Linked DNA regions of Mus musculus: region 2 is linked to region 1. A link is a loop called in an ENCODE intact Hi-C map of the cell type or tissue named here. Cell type or tissue: heart. All regions are shown on one strand.

Region 1 (8,000 bases):
TTTGTCGGAAGGGAGGCTACATGTGACTTGGTGGTATTTGTGGTTGCTACTGTGCTGTGCTTTAAGGATGCACCAAGAAAGGGCTTTGCTCATCTGCTGGGGACAAAGACCAGCATTTGTGTTCAGTGACTCAGACCATGGAGAGATCTCTGTTGAAGCAGGGGGTGACAGACATAGATGCATTAGACAAAAGCTCGAGGCTCAGTTAAAAAGATGTGACCAGCCAGTCATATAGGACTTGCAGTTCAGGGACATTATCCACTGATAGCTACAAATGTCCTTTTGACCTCGTGGAGTCACTATTAGAGTTCGTAATTTCCAGATAAGTCATTTTTATCAATAGGCTTAGGAGCAAAGCTGGATGTGTGGACTCCAAAGTTTCTGCTCTTTAACACCCAGGCTTCTGCCCAAGGGCAACACAAGGGCTCACCCTGTTGAGGTGACTGCAGCCTAGCTTTTCTGAGCCTGGCCCCTCACATTGTGTAACAGGTGACCCTGGTCTCTACAGTGTCTGAGTGCCTGAGAATGGGGGCCCAGGCTGCTCTGTTCAGAGGCCAACACCAGGGGGCAGCAGAGGGCCATCTCCCACAGAAGCAATCTGAGGACTTGACCACTACAGACTTGGTACTTAGGGTGTAGAAACTGGCACATTTATGAGCTGAGATCTTAGAGCCCAGGTTCCAGTCCCGAGGGGTCACTGGAACATTCTGTACGCCCCACTGGCTTTTCTGGAATGATCTCCAACCAAAGTCAGGAGGCAGCTTCTATTTGCAGTTTGCTTCATCTGCTCTGGCCAGAAAGAAAGGCTTCCAGGTTGCTAATCATGCCTCTAAGAGTAGCTTTTAAAAAGCCCTTGACACATGGAGGGGGCTGCTGAAGGGGATTTCGGGGACAGCTCGTGTCAGATTGTTCAAATTTTGTGGCTTCGTCTTTCCCTTCTTCTCACAGCCCAGGAAGGGGCAGAAAGGGCTGCGAAGCCCAAAGTGTAAATGGCATAGTTAGGGCATCCTTTCACCCTGCTCAGAGACACCATGTCTGTCACAGATGCCCTCTCTCCCTCCTCCCTGGTATCTTTATTCCTCAGAGCCACCAGACTCTGTCTCTGAAACATCAAGCGGGAAATGGCCAGGGCACGTGACGCCAGTAGAACCAGGTCTCTGAAGACACAGAAACACTTCAGAAGTGAGGAGGGGTGGGCGGTTCTTTAGCTTTGCTGATGTGGGAGTTGTCAGGGACAAGTGGTCACTTTTCACCTGCTGGCCTGTGAAGGTATCTGACAGCACATCACACACTTCACTGCCACAGACTTCAAACAGGGTGTCAGGGAGAAGGATGTCCTTAAAAGCCACGTCTCTGAGGGAGGGGGGTGGGGATCTGTGATTGGACCCACTGAATAGTTACAAACAAGCAAGTGAGATCAAAGAGACAGAGATGGTCTTAGAGACTGCCCGGTCATGAGGAAATGGTTGTAGAAGCTGGAATCGGAACCCAGGCATCAACACACTACTCACAAGGCCCGGGCAAGCTGCTTAACCTCTCGGCCTCTGTGCAGGCCAGACAAAATCCTGCATGCAGCAGAATTCTGCCCTGCTCCTCACTGCCTTTCCCACCTGTTAGTCTTAGTTTGCAAAGTAGGGAGTGGAAACCCTAGAGATGAGCTTCCCGAGGCCACTCTGCCAAGGCGTGCCTACTGCTATGTCCGAGTTCGTAATGCCCCTGACTGGAAGCCCGAGCCTGTGTAAGGTGCAGAAATCCTATGTAATGTGTGGGAGGCTCTGTGGCTTGAATCCACTTCTCTTGGGAACTTCCCAGCCTTTGCAGAAAGAGACTCTGGGCTCTGTGACTGTGACAGTCTCAAGGTTAATGCTCTAGTTGTGTTTAGAACTATAACTTCACTATTCTGACCTTTCGTCCAAGAGATAGGAGTCTAATATGCTCTCAGCGCAACATAGTTTACAGGCCTCTTCAACCGGCACAGCCACTGTGAGAGAAAGACATGAGTGTTCTTCCACCCACAGAAGTAACTGAAGGTCACTGAAGTTGATCAAGATCACCCCAGCTAATTACACCACCAGGACCACGGGTTGTGGTAATCTTCAAGTAGGTGTTGATTGTCTCCCGTTACTCTGAACACTAGAGGGAACACACAGTTCGGCCTTAGAAGCCCTCTGTCAGCTGCACGGTGAGTACAAGGTGTGAGCCACTTAACCATTTAGTTAAAGAATCAACCGCTCCATGTTTCCAAAGGCAACAGCCACTGAGACCCTATGAGGAATGAGTGGGGGGCTCCCTCTGTCCATAGTTCTAGAACAGCCCTGAGAGTTAAGCAAGCTCTCGTGGGTTTCCCAGTAACGAATCTTCTGTGACTTATCAGATGAGAGATAGATAGATAGAAGGATCACTGGTATGAAGCCGGAACCCTGCGTACTCTGTTCACTCGACAGGACTCCGTGGGCTCTGAGAAGTGATCAAAGCCCCACAGGTTCCCCCAGAAGATCCAACCTTTCCAAATACCTGCTGCATTGCCAACTGCCGGGCCAGAATCCACACGGGATGAGTGGCAGCCACCCCTCCTCTCTGCTGTCTCTTGAGCCCCTTCCCTGCGGCAAACCCTGATTGAAGACCCTCCATGCACTGGCTCTGATTTTCAAAGGTCTAGGGGGCAAGCATTGCAAGTGTGTGGAGATACGCTGCCGAAACCCTGCTGCCCCTTCAGATTTACCACCATCCCTGACACCTGCCCCAGGACGGACTACCGCAGGGCCGACAGAGCATGCACAGTCTCTTGGGATCCCTCTACAGCTCAAGGCTTCCACCAACCCAGCAGAAACACGCAGACGTTGTTCCACCTCCTTTATCTCCCATCTCCTTCTGTGTCTCAGGGCCTGCATGGCTGCGTAGGGCTTGCCTCGCTCACTCCAGCTCTCCCTGGGTGGTATTTTATAGTACAGCTGCCTGGCATGCCTGATTCCATCTTGGCATCTGCCCTTTGAAGGACCTGAACTCACACAGCAGACGTCTCTCTCATCCCAGAGAAGAGGAAGCGGAGGACCGCTGGCGAAGTTCACAGTCAAGGGCGGCCAGGGCTGGGTTGTGGGCAGGCGTGTTTGATTCCACAAGCTGGTTTTAGCACTTCAGGGCACTCCATAAAGGATTAAACTGACAGAAGACAGGGACTGGGTAGTTTTCAGCTCTTATGTCCTGGTTATAAGGCCACAACTAAGAGGGTTTAGTGCCCAGCTCCTCACCTTAGCATGTGGGGGTTAGAAGTCTAGCAGGGGGATACTACCTTACAGTCCAGAGATAGCTATAGTTTAGCTTGAGTGGGTCATGGCCAGAGTGACAATTTAAGGAGAGTCCTGCCTTCTCCCCACCACCTCCTCCCATTGGTCCATAATTCCAAAGAGACTACCCACCTAACTACACTTCCTTTTGCGACAATCTTTTTCTGCTTCATAGTAAGAACCAGTCTAACCCAGGTTTTCTTTCTTTTTTTTTTCCTGAATAATCACATCATTTATTTCTTTTTCTTTTTTTAAAATTACGTATTTTCCTCATTTACATTTCCAATGCTATCCCAAAAGTCCCCCATACCCTCCCACCCACCCACCCCCACTTTTTGGCCCTGGCGTTCCCCTGTACTGGGGCATATAAAGTTTGCAAGTCCAATGGGCCTCTCTTTCCAGTGATGGCCGACTAGGCCATCTTTTGATACATATGCAGCTAGAGTCAAGAGCTCCGGGGTACTGGTTAGTTCATAATGTTGTTCCACCTATAGGGTTGCAGATCCCTTTAGCTCCTTGGATACTTTCTCTAGCTCCTCCATTGGGGGCCCTGTGATCCATCCAATAGCTGACTGTGAGCATCCACTTCTGTGTTTGCTAGGCCCCGGCATAGTCTCACAAGAGACAGCTATATCTGGGTCCTTTCAGCAAAATCTTGCTAGTGTATGCAATTAACCCAGGTTTTCTTATGTGGTAATTAAAAAGCCATGTAAGTCCTACACACACACACACACATACACACACTCTGCATATACAGGCACATGTTTATGCTTGTATTCATGGTTAACATTCACTGGACAATGAGCAGAGCTAAGAATTATGGGTCCTAAAACACCCCTTGGAATATTGAATTAATGGTCCAGAGCCTGGAGAAAACCTTGCTCTGGGGCGAGTATCAAGGCCAGGGAGTGGCTCTCCTCTGTCCTATCAGGCTGAACTTGCACTGGTGATGCAGCACATCTGTCTCTGCTCTGGTTTCCTTATCTAACCCTCCCTAAAGCTCCATCTTCTCCCAGATGAGGCTGGGAGAAAACACCCCACAGTGTGAGACAGGCCAAGGGAGCTCAGCAGAGCCTCCACATGGTTCTGTGAAAACCCAGAGCACACACTGGTGAGTAATGACCACTGGCAGGCCCGAGGCTTAAGAGGAGGCAGCAGGACCTGTGCATCCTGATGGTGGCAGCAGAGACCAGCGCAGCAGCCACATGGCTCCTGGCCCTCGCTCCTAGTGGCCTGGAGCCAGTCAATTTTAGTTCTCTTCTGAAGCAGAGTTGGCAGCAAGTATCTGGCAGGGCTCAGGAGACTAACCACTCCTCAGCCCTTGTACACTGATGCCCTTCCAGCTATTGGGAGGGTTTGTGACGTGGAAGGCAGGTGAGCTGCTGACCCTCCATTGCTGTGCAGGCTTTGAGTTCAATATACTCCTCTCTCCCTCATTAGAACCAGGGGAATCATGAGCTGGAGAAAGCATAGCACGGGGCAAGCCTCTGCTGCTCTCTGAAACCTGGCTTCTCTCCCAGCCCCTTCGCCAGCGGTGATAAATTCTACACCTGCACTTTGGTACCAGTCTGTCTGCCTGGCAGAGGATGGAGAGTCTGCTGTAAGGTCTGCAGAGGTGCTCTGGGGTACACAGACAGCAGGGAAGGTTGAAACATGAGCCTTCGGACCTGGGAGAGCCCAGCTGGTCTGGTCATTAGATGGAGCAGGACTATGGAAACAGTCCAAACAACACCTAGGGTCCCGAGACCAGACTGATCTAAATACTGATTTAAGTATTTCCTGTATATTTAAGTATAATGGCCAAGGATGACCCATAGGGGCTATGTCTGTGACCAAGGACACAGATTTGATGTGGGGGTAGTCAGGACCCAGGTAGAAACATAAAGGAAGTGGACTCTGTTGTCCCCTTGGGCTATAAAAGGCCAGTGTGGACACAATTAGATCTTTAGAGAGAGTGTACTACCCCTGCCCCCCAGCACCTGAAGGCTCCTCTTACAGCTTCGACTTGTCCTTGGGGAGTAGTTCTAGGCTGTGTCTGCCCTGCCTTGACTGACGTCAGTTTTCTAACTCAACGGTGCGGGTGATGACCAGAGTCTCCTGACACCTCGGTACTGTGTGTCTATTTATGTGTTTATTTTCTTTAGCAAGTGTAGGAACAGAATGATAAGACAATCCTGGGATCCCAACTATAATCGAGGGCGTCCCAACTATAATCGAGGGCGACACGCATGGGAGATTAGAAAGCAGCTACTTCTCACGTGTGACTGTTAATAATTTGCTTACTAATACGTGCTAAGTTTTTTCAATCTCCTTCCTATTTCAGAAGCAGGGATCACAGCCTATGGTCCACTATGCACAGCTGAGATGGATGTACCTAGGAGAGGCACAGCCCCAGGGGGTTTGTCTCTGGATTGCTCCTTGATGTTGCGGTTCTTTCTGAATCTAGCAAGGTGTGAGTGGGTGTGGGGAGACCCTCTCTACCTATAGAGTCTGCTGTCATTGCTTCTTGAGAGACAGCCCACTCTACTGAGTAAGTTTCCTGCACATAAATATGAAGATGAACTTTTGTAAAATATCATTTAAATGGATTAATGATTTCATAGAATTCCTGATTTGATTTAAATAGTTTTAGGAAGTTACGGTAGTTGATAGAATGTTTAAGGAGATGGTTTAAGGTTAAGTTATGGCAGAGAGATATAATAAAGTTAGAATTAAGAATAGAACCTGCCTTCTCCTTGTAGAGTAGTGAGGGCTGCATAAGTTAGACAAGGAACACAGCAAGCTTTCCTGTGTCACAAGCATGTAGTGGTACTTGGAAGAGAAAAATAGGCTTGGGACAAGCTAATGATCAAAGAAAACATTCATTCTAGCCTGGCTCTGAGCTCCTGGATCTTGTGATCTAGGGATGCGGCCATAGGTTTTGTTTGCACCATGAAAAGACAGGGTTATGAGAAAGAGTAAATAAGTCTATTATGAGCATAAGAATATAGGATAGATGATTAGCCGAACAAGACTTTAAAAATAGTAAGACAGATGATCTGTCTCTTGGCAAATACAAATTGTCATCCGCTAAGCATAGGAAAACACTTGCTACTATAGACTGGCTTGCTTAAACTTTGCTAATCAATGACAAAAGAGTTATTGCTTTGGGGTTTCAATGAACTTGTGGGGAGATAGATAGATGAGAAATGTTTGAGTTTCAAGAAGAATACATAGCCAATAATCCTGCTGTAATGTCCTTTTGTGTAATGAATCTGTTCTTAAAGAATTATGTTATTGTGGTGGTTGTTTTTGGAGAATATGCAACTTGTGGCTATAAGGTAATCCTTTTCTTACACAGACAATTTTTGTCTTAGGTAGTAGGAGCTTTGCTCCATCCACCAAATGTGTGTGTAAAGTTGTTAGAGCTTGCTTCACCCACCAAGTGTGTGTGTGTATTCCCTCAGTGAAGTCTGCTGAATGATCAATTGATAACTCTATGCATCAAAGTCAGCTTTTGACCCATGGCCAACTCTATGCATTCCCTGAACTGGGTCCTGGAGTAGGAGTAGCCTTCTAGCCTCAACACAAGTTTTGTTGTTGTTGTTTTTCCCCAGCAAGCTGTGAGAGGGGATACTTGTAAAGAGGAGATGGGTGGAAAGCTGGCTGTGTTGAGGGCCTAAGCCTTCCCTGTGGCAAGAGGGAAGGGTGTTGTTGGCTTGGTTTCACAGCCTCCCCATGGGAAGGAAGCCTTGGGGTTTCATTTAAGACCAAGATGAACCCATAGGGTGATATGAAGCCTGTTTGTGAACAGAGCTGATGTCAGCACAGGTTCTGTTAGTGTGACTAAAGTGTTCCCCCACTTGGCACAGGTGGGCACGTGTGCAATGCTGTCCTCCTGGGGAACCAGGTGACCAATCAGAGGCCACAGATGTAGCGGGCTTGGGCAATACAGAAGAAGATGCTGAGGGTCATGGATAAGGCAAGGAAATTGCTCCCTGAGAGTCATTCCAGTGCCTCTGGGACTGTTAAGTGGACAGTAATGTGGTTTTGGAAGACATTACTCAGGACTTCTGGGTGCAAACGACAAGAAGGCAAACTTGAGGTCTTCAAGAGAGTGGGGAAGAACGCAAAAGGTCAGAGGACAGGCTGTGTGTGTGTGTGTGTGTGTGGAGGGGTGAGAAGCAGAGGTCAGAGGACAGGCTGTGTGTGTGTGTGTGTGTGTGGAGGGGTGAGAAGCAGAGGTCAGAGGACAGGCTGTGTGTGTGTGTGTGTGTGTGTGTGTGGAGGGGTGAGAAGCAGAGGTCAGAGGACAGGCTGTGTGTATGTGTGTGTGTGGAGGGGTGAGAAGCAGAGGTCAGAGGACAGGCTGTGTGTATGTGTGTGTGTGGAGGGGTGAGAAGCAGAGGTCAGAGGACAGGCTGTGTGTATGTGTGTGTGTGTGGAGGGGTGAGAAGCAGAGGTCAGAGGACAGGCTGTGTGTGTGTGTGTGTGGAGGGGTGAGAAGCAGAGGTCAGAGGACAGGCTGTGTGTGTGTGTGTGTGTGTGGAGGGGTGAGAAGCACAGGTGACACCTTTAATGGTAACCATTTGGGGTAGGGTGGAGCCGAGTCCAGCAAAGATCCTCTGAGAACAGAGTGTGACATAAGAAGACATAAAGGGGGGTTTTAAGGTTCTCAGAGGCCATGGTGGCAGGGTCTTGATGGGACCTGAGCATATCCTCTGACTCCTCTCTTTC
Region 2 (8,000 bases), 130 kb after region 1:
TGTGTTCAATATTTTATACTTTTATGTAAGAAACGTTTTGTATTACTCCATACCCACGGCCAGCCACAAGAGCTCAACTACATCAGTTGCCACTCTGTCGCTTACAGGCACTTACAGGTGGACAGGGAAGGAAGAATGGTACCAAGCAAGGCTTAGCAGCAATGCGGAACTAACTTGTTAGGTCTAACATTTCAAAAATCTCTAAAGTCAAAGGGGAAGTTGAAGTTCAGATGTTTCAATGGAAGTCTACCTTCTGAACAATGATGCCTATTAAGTTCATGAGGGCCCAGTCTACCAGCAAAAGGAAGGCCCACCCTGTGATTTCTGGCTTATACAGGTTCTCCTACTCTAGCCACCACAGGGGCCATACGCCAGGTCCTAGGGAACTGAGGAGCACTGTCTGAGGTCAGACAACGTAAGAGCATTTCCTACAGTCTCCCTGGGCCAGCTGCCCACTTTTAAGGGAAGAGAATTTCAACAGAGCCCCTTCCTTCCCTCACGCTCTGTACAGTTTAGTTTCATCTTTTAAAGAGGCTGTCAGACACACCAAAGAGCTGCATGGCCAAGCCATTCATCTCCTGCTAAGGAAAAGGCTATACAAGGGAAGCAAGTAATCTAAGCTCTGTTAGAGATGAGGACGTGTGTGCCCTGGGCACCTCACGGGCAGAGTCACCAGGGGGTACCTGAGTGGCCGGGGCTGGGCTCTGCAATGCTTGTGTACAAGACTGAGTGCCTGATATGGATCCTTAGTTGTGGGAAGCCACATGTGCCATTGCAGGGTGGCACTGGCTTCCACTGGCCACCACACATACATAGGCAGTAAAGTTTCTTTTGCCAAGATGAGATTTTGAGAATTAACCAAAATTAACCAATCAGATGAGAGACAAGTTAACCAATAAGATGAGAGACAAGTTAACCAATCAGATGTAGGCATGCAAATGAGGTGGTAAGCATAACCCATGCATAACCAATCCGGGTGTGAGACATGCCTCTCCTAGGCCTATATAAGCAGCACCAGTTCTGGGCTTGGGGTCTCTTCGCCTCTGCAATCAAGCTCTCCCAATAAACGTGTGCAGAAGGATCCTGTTGCAGCGTCGTTCTTGCTGGCGAGTCAGAGCTCGCACAAGACTTAGTGTCCACATATGATAGAAGACAGCATGCTGCGTGTCTTCAAGCCAGTGCTGGGTGACACATATGAGGAAGATAAACCGATGATGACCTCTGACCTCCACACTCTCACTCATGCATATGCACTTACATGTACACACATTCACAGATGACCATATGCATGCACCCATGATGTGCATACACACACACACACACACACACACACACACACACACACACACAGAGTACCAGCATCTGAAGTTTTCTAGACTCACACTGGTCTCCTTTTCTGGTACACAAGGCCTGTTATGAGCATTCATCTCCTTTGAGGATGGAGCTTGTGTGAGGCCAAGAATGTGGATCACACCTCCTCTTTATGGTTTTGGTATTAAAGACAGGATATTGAGGTCAGTGAATTAAGTAATATTGCAAAGCTGCCAACTACCAACAGAGTATGCACTGTCATTTAGACTGCGGTGCTTGTGAAAGATTACTTCTTAGCCATAGTAAACTTAGTCATTTTTCTTTTTCTTTTTACGGTGCCTGAAAAATATCTCCAGATATTGAATTTTGGGACCTACAGATGTGTGTTTCCTCTGGACAATAGGCATTTGTCCCAGAAAGTTATAGTGATGATGTTGTCACATCCAAAAGGCGGCATGGCTGTAAGAGATAGGCTAAATATTCCACAGATCATTTATTTACAAATGGAAAGAACACTGAAACCCATTGGTCATGCATTAGAGGCAGTGGATTTTAGTATATAAAACTGTCCACAACATCACAGTCCTTGGTAAACTTTATAACTTCAAACCCTTCTGTTCTCTTCTCTTAGCTTTTCCAATACCACCTGAATACTAAGAGATTCATTTTTAAACTCTCCATTCAGTATAGTTTTATTTTGTGATTCTGGTTCAATATTTCAGAATACATAATTTAGATCAAGCCATTCCTCAGGAAATGTAGTTCCTGAGATGCACAGCTGAAATCAAAATTGTAATGAAAAACAAACTAACGTTGTGGGCAACAGTGGTGTGGGCCAATGTAGACTAAACTTCCTTCACCTTCAGAGTGTGGTTAGCATGGGTTAGACCCACACAGTTAGATCTAACTTACCACTAAGTTCAGAGTCAAAACATCTCAGTATTTCTAACAAGTCTCATTTTTATATCTTGTTCCAAAAAGCATCATAAAGCAGTCACTTTGATCTCAACTCTGAAGATCTTAAATAGCGTGGGATGACCTTGATGAGTCTACTGTGCTCTGATGCCTGGGTTAGAAACAAATCATTCAGGGGTTATTTAGACTAATGGTTTCCCAAGCTAGCTGTCCATCAAGACTGATGTCAGTCAGTCAGCCAGTCTCTCTGTGTCTGTCTCTCTGTGTGTCTGTCTCTGTCGCTCTGCATGTGTGTGTGTATGTGCATGTTTGTGTATGTTGGAGAGATTCAACCTTGGGTTGTGGTTCCTCCGGATCAGCCATCCTTGTTTCTGGAGACAGGTTACCTCACTGGACTGGAGCGTGCCAAGAGTAGAGCAGGCTGGCTGGCCAGCAGGTCCCTGGGTCCCTCTACCACCCTAGTGCTAAGATTACAAGCACATTCCATCATACCCAGCTATTTCATGTGGGTTCCAGGGATCTAACGCAGGTCCTCGTTACTTGAACAGCCAGCACTTTAGTGAGTTACCTCCCCAGTCCCAGAATCTATTTTAAAAATAGACTCCTCGTCCTCCAGGAACTCTAACACCCGGGTTCTGGGGTAGGACAACTGGAAATGACTCTCAGGATTAAGATTCGGGCTTAACAGTGAGAACTGAACCTAGGACAGAGGAAAAGAGGCTCCCCCAAATACCAAAGGGACCTCCCCAGGGACGACTGTGCCCCTGGGAAAAAGAGTGGGATTCCTGCCTCGGCTTCACACACTACTCAGGCACGGCTAGGCCAGAGCCACTCTTCCTCTCTCCTGCAAGTGGCAGTTTTATGAGAGGAGGCGGGACAATAAATGAAAAGCACATTTGCAAGTCACATTCACCACACAGAGGGAGTGACTCAGTGTTTCTTAAATATTTAGATCCGCCATCTCTCCCACAGTCCCAGTCTGAAGCAGCACATGCGCAGTGTTGAGGCACTTTCTCGTCCTCCTCTGACTCCGATTAACCCCTCTCTCAGTGTTCCCTCGCCATGCTTCACCAGGTGCTTGGAATGAGGACGACTCAAAGGGAGGCTCAGGGAAGGAAGGGTGTGTGGGGATCTGCAAAGACTAGAGCCGGACAAGGAACAGAAGCTACTGGCATCAGTTGCTGTAAAGGTGGGGTAGTCGTTCTTTCCATGACCTGCACCACGAGGGATCTTAGTTGAGTTTAGCTGGGGTTACAGCAAGGGCTACCCCTCGGAGTGCAGGGAAGACCCTTTCCTCGTCATGGACTATAGCCACCTGCAAGGAGAGAGGCTGGTGGAAGGTGACGGTGTGTATGGAAGGTGGCAGAGGTCGGTCTCATAAAACTGGCGCCTTGTGATATAACAGTGCTGCACTGGACCAAGTGAAATGGCGCCTTGACTCCCAGAGGACTGACAGTTTATCAGGGGGAGAGAGTATCTTATCAAAAGTCACTCGATAGCTAGACACTCAAGCTGTAGCCAGAGCACTCCAGAGGTGGAGACGGGAGGGTTAGGATGAGTCTTAGAGGTGGGGGAGCATAAGCTAAGGCTTTGGGCATTCAAACGGATTTCTGACAGGTGTATATGGAAGGATGTAAAAACCCAGAGGTAGGACAACGACGGTGACAAGGACGAAGATGCTGCTGCTGAGGCAGGTGTGTGATGTGTAAGTTTTGCACGTTCTATCACTGGCAGAAAAAAAAATTCCCACTACAGTACAATTTAGGACATAGTACATCTTCCTCTCCAGCTTCTGAGACAGAACTGCCCTTATCTGCTGGGGAAGGGTGGGATACAGGCTCAAGAGGTAAAGGCACATACAGAAGTAGCCAGTAGTTTAAAGATGGCTGCTGAGCCTCAAAATTCAATCTCCCCAAACCAATGCATCAAAAGAAATGCTTGCAAACCAGGAGATAGCTGGTGAGCCATTCACTATCCAATAGATTCTAAGAGCCTAACTCAACCACAGGACTCAGCATTGTCTCCATCCATGAAGAAACAGCATTAGATGTCAGCCACTAGGTGGTGCCAAATCCTAGTTCAGACCTGCATGGATATGGATACCTCTCTGCTGGTTCCTTCCCCAGACTGCTAATAGGTAGACCAGTTCTCTCTCCTTAAGCTACTACCATTTCAATAATGTAATGATATGGCTTATACCCGTGGCTTTTAAGATACAGTCCTTATACCACTGACATAAGGAAACTTACTAGAAATGCATATTATCAGGTTCTACTTAGAGCCAGAATCAGAAAATTCAGAGTGGGCTCCCAGCAATCAGCTTCAAGCCCTTCAAGATGTATAATAAACTGAAGTAGAGAACCCCCTGCTTTATTCACAATTGTCTCTGCCTTAGGATTATGGTACGGTAAGAGTTTTAATATATAATTGTGACCTTGGACAAGTCATTTACATCTCCACTTTGGAACAGATAGACCAGCTTCCAATGCTCACTCCAGCTGCAGCCTACTGTAATCCAGCAGTTCTCTAGTGGGCTAGTGCAGGCATTCAAGGATCTTGCTGGAAGCATCTAGCAAAGGGAATCTGTTTTCCAGTGGATGATTTAGAAATGTCACCTGTCTCCACGGTTCAACTTCCCGGGCTAGTGATGTTACTGCTCTTTGAGAAATTCCCAAGTATAAGGTAGAACTTAACAACACAGGGTTTGTGGCAGGTCAACCAACATGTGGTCGTCAGGCTGGACTACAAATGCATCTTTATCCACTGAACCATCTCCCAGCATCGAATTTACATTCGAAACACAGGCTGCTGGAACTGATCCAAATAGGTAAATCTGAGAACAACTACTTACAAAGAAACCTTCCTTTCAGAACCTGAAAGATTAACAGGGACAGTCAACATGGAGAGATAAGTCAAACATATTACCCATCTCTGCTGTGCAAGTCAGTGTCTAACATGGGATCGATAAGCTGGACAAAACAAACAATGGCCACAACTAATTACACCCAAGTCAGACTGGGCATGTGCCAGGAAGTTAGAAAACAAGTCATCTATTTGCCACAGCTGTCTGTCCTTAATCCACGGATACACACTGACATCTAGACACAGGCTTTTAAATCAAAATGTACATGGTAGGCAGTTTTTGTCTCTCCCTCCAACTGGGGGATATCTAATGCTCAGAATACTGGAACATAGTGGGTGTTTGGTGCCTGTTTGAATACATGCATGGGTGACTTGCTGTAAGACTGATGCAGGGGGCTGTCCAGTAAAAATTTCTGAGGTCATAGAAATATTACAGAAGTTGTATTGACCAAGACAGTAGCTACAAGTCACAGGCAGCTACTGACCACTTAAACCAGAAGCTAGTTTAACCAAGGATACAAGCTCCAAATTTTAAGTAGTTTCACTTTAAACACACTCTGATTCCTTACCACAATGAATCTAGTTGCACGGCTCCAGAAATGAGTTTGAAATTAAAGAAGAGATTTTATCTTTTATTTGGGGACCAGGTGGCATTGAATCCATAGACAGCATGGCTGGTGGGAGGAAGAGTCAGGTGACTGATGGGCATTTGGCCAGGGACAATAACCATTTTATTAGCCAAGAGCAAAGAAGAGCTCAGAACTTCCCTGGGCTGCACATGCGCCTCCCTTGCCTGAGCATACACTCAGGCTGTGACGGTCATCTAATCATTTTCATTTATTCAAGCATTTTCCAATCTGTTTCTGTATTTCTTTTGGAGGGGGCATCATACCAAAAACGGATCCTATGGGGTAGGTAACGCCCTGAGGTTCCTTGCTTGCTATGAAAGGCAAGAAGTCTTAAAGACAAGAAGGCTATACTGCAAAATGAGAGGATGAAATGGGAGCCGAAAGAAAGAAAGAAAGAAGTACATGTTTGTTTCTCCTCAAACAAGAGGATGCTGCTTGTCATGAAGGCTAAATATTATGCACTGCTTGGACATCTACAGGGCCTAAGTGCAGCTCCTTTCCTGTCTCTGCACCATGGGTAAGGCCTGATGGTCAAGCAGCTTGCTTACTAACAGGAACAGGCACACAGTTCCTCTATTACCAGTGGGGATATTTCCTCAGGCATCATGGGAGCCAGGGGCATCCTAGCCTCTTAGCATCTGGGAGCACAAACGCAGCCTCTGGGAGCACCTGCTGTTCATCTGTTTTCATGTATGATTCCCATGAGGTCCTGCATCACGTGCTGCGCTTCTACCCCAGGCTCTAAGCCAATGGGACTAAGCAGCTGCAGGGTTTGCCATCTACCTAGGATCAGTGTCATGGCTTTGGCCACCAACACACCTGTAACCTTCCCCTGCACTGGGGCAAGATGCAGGTGATTTCATTATTGAAGGCATTTTTATAAGGACCTCAGTAGATACTGATGGACCAGGTATCATTGACAGCTACTTAGTCTGACCCCGTCCTTCTGAGCTTCCATGATACTTCAGGGCCATGAGACCTGAAAGCGTTATTTACCAGGGACCTTTCTATCAGGATTCTGTTGGAGTCTCACAACTGGGGACATCTCCATGACTTAGGAAAGCTGCAACAGAGCAAAGACATTATTCTCCTGTAGCAGCTGAGGAAAGTCCAAGTCAAGACAAGGAAGGCTTAGCTCAGGCTCCTTTGAGCCCACCAGAGACCTGGAGGCGTGGCTGCTAGTGGCCCCTCCTCTACAGCGCTTCAATGCCCTGCTTTCTAAAACACTCTATGGTAGATACTTCTGTGTCCTGGTTCAGGCTTTCTTTCCTTTTCATCTCAGCCCTAACCACACAGTTCCACGTGAGCTTTAGCTCCCACTGGGCCTACAGCTGTCTACCTCAAGTGTGAACTACACATTTTCACTCTGGGTTTTAAGATTCCTCTAAAGCTGCAGGAGCCACGAGAGTTAAGCAGGCTTACATGTGCTGCTGAGAGACACATGAGGGTAATATCTCTGGGGCATTACTTGGCAGGTCAACCCTCCTACCCGCTATAATTTGTGAAGACAAAGCTAGGAGGTACCTCATGCTTCCCAGCAGATCCCGACAGAAGACAACTTCTACCTCTCCGATACAACTTCAGTAACGTATCTTTCTGTTGGCTGCTCCTCTTGCTCATTCTCTTGCTGTTCTCTGGGCTCACCTTCCAAATAAGTCCTTTGCCCCTTAATCCTGGCCTCAGGCTCTGCATTGAAAGGATCTAAATGAAGACAGAGGCCTTCCTGACCTCCCTCCCTCAGCTCTCCACAGGGTAGAGAAGTTCCATAAATTAATATGTCTCCTATCTGAAGAAGTTTCTGATTTTTCTGACCAAGTCATAACCAGTGTAGTTATGCATTAGTAGTCCATGCTGGATCACTGTAACTGTATTATCTGTATGTATGTGTATATATATATACATACATACATATCATATGTATATACATGCACACATATGCATGTATGTATATAAAATGTGTATATGTATGTGTGTATGTATGTATGCATGAGTGTGTGTGTATGTATGTATGTGTGTACATATACATATACATATATCTATCTATATAGTGTGTGTGTGCGCACACTCATGCATACATATGTATGTGTTCTGGATTAACAAGCATGATTTCATTATTTTATTTCTGCTAGGACGCATATATTGGTTTCGATGGAAGACATTACTAGCTGATTTTGCACTACCCATTCTCCAAATTTCACCTACAAACAAAATCCAAATCTTGATTAATCGGGAAGTATATTTGATCCAAATGTCAACTTATTAGTTCCTCCCTTCAGTAGAGAA

Evidence for each region. Hi-C counts contacts between places; a loop is a spot of excess contacts. Peaks named below come from ENCODE experiments on the same cell type or tissue, not always from the same donor. Only the 100,000 strongest peaks of a DNase experiment are listed, where the experiment ranks them.
Region 2: a loop joins it to region 1, with 7 times the contacts of the local background. A loop is called at or near these places in 20 of 42 quality-filtered maps.

The regions. Positions count from the first base shown.
Region 1 is chr9:103,490,082-103,498,081 of GRCm38, forward strand. All of the region lies in intron 4 of Tmem108 (transmembrane protein 108), which reads right to left. Gm16252 (a long non-coding RNA gene) reads left to right here. Exons shown (of 7, transcript XR_003948081.1): 3 at 2,019-2,193; 4 at 2,445-5,814. Among named protein-coding and RNA genes, the nearest start is that of Bfsp2, 14 kb to the left of the region's middle. In heart, CTCF peaks have their summits at 554 (motif pointing right) and 4,465; DNase peaks (open chromatin) are centred at 560 and 4,450; H3K27ac peaks cover 3,490 bases.
Region 2 is chr9:103,620,560-103,628,559 of GRCm38, forward strand. All of the region lies in intron 2 of Tmem108 (transmembrane protein 108), which reads right to left. Among named protein-coding and RNA genes, the nearest start is that of Gm32682, 51 kb to the left of the region's middle. In heart, a CTCF peak has its summit at 4,279 (motif pointing right); no DNase peak of the experiment used is centred here; H3K27ac peaks cover 2,745 bases.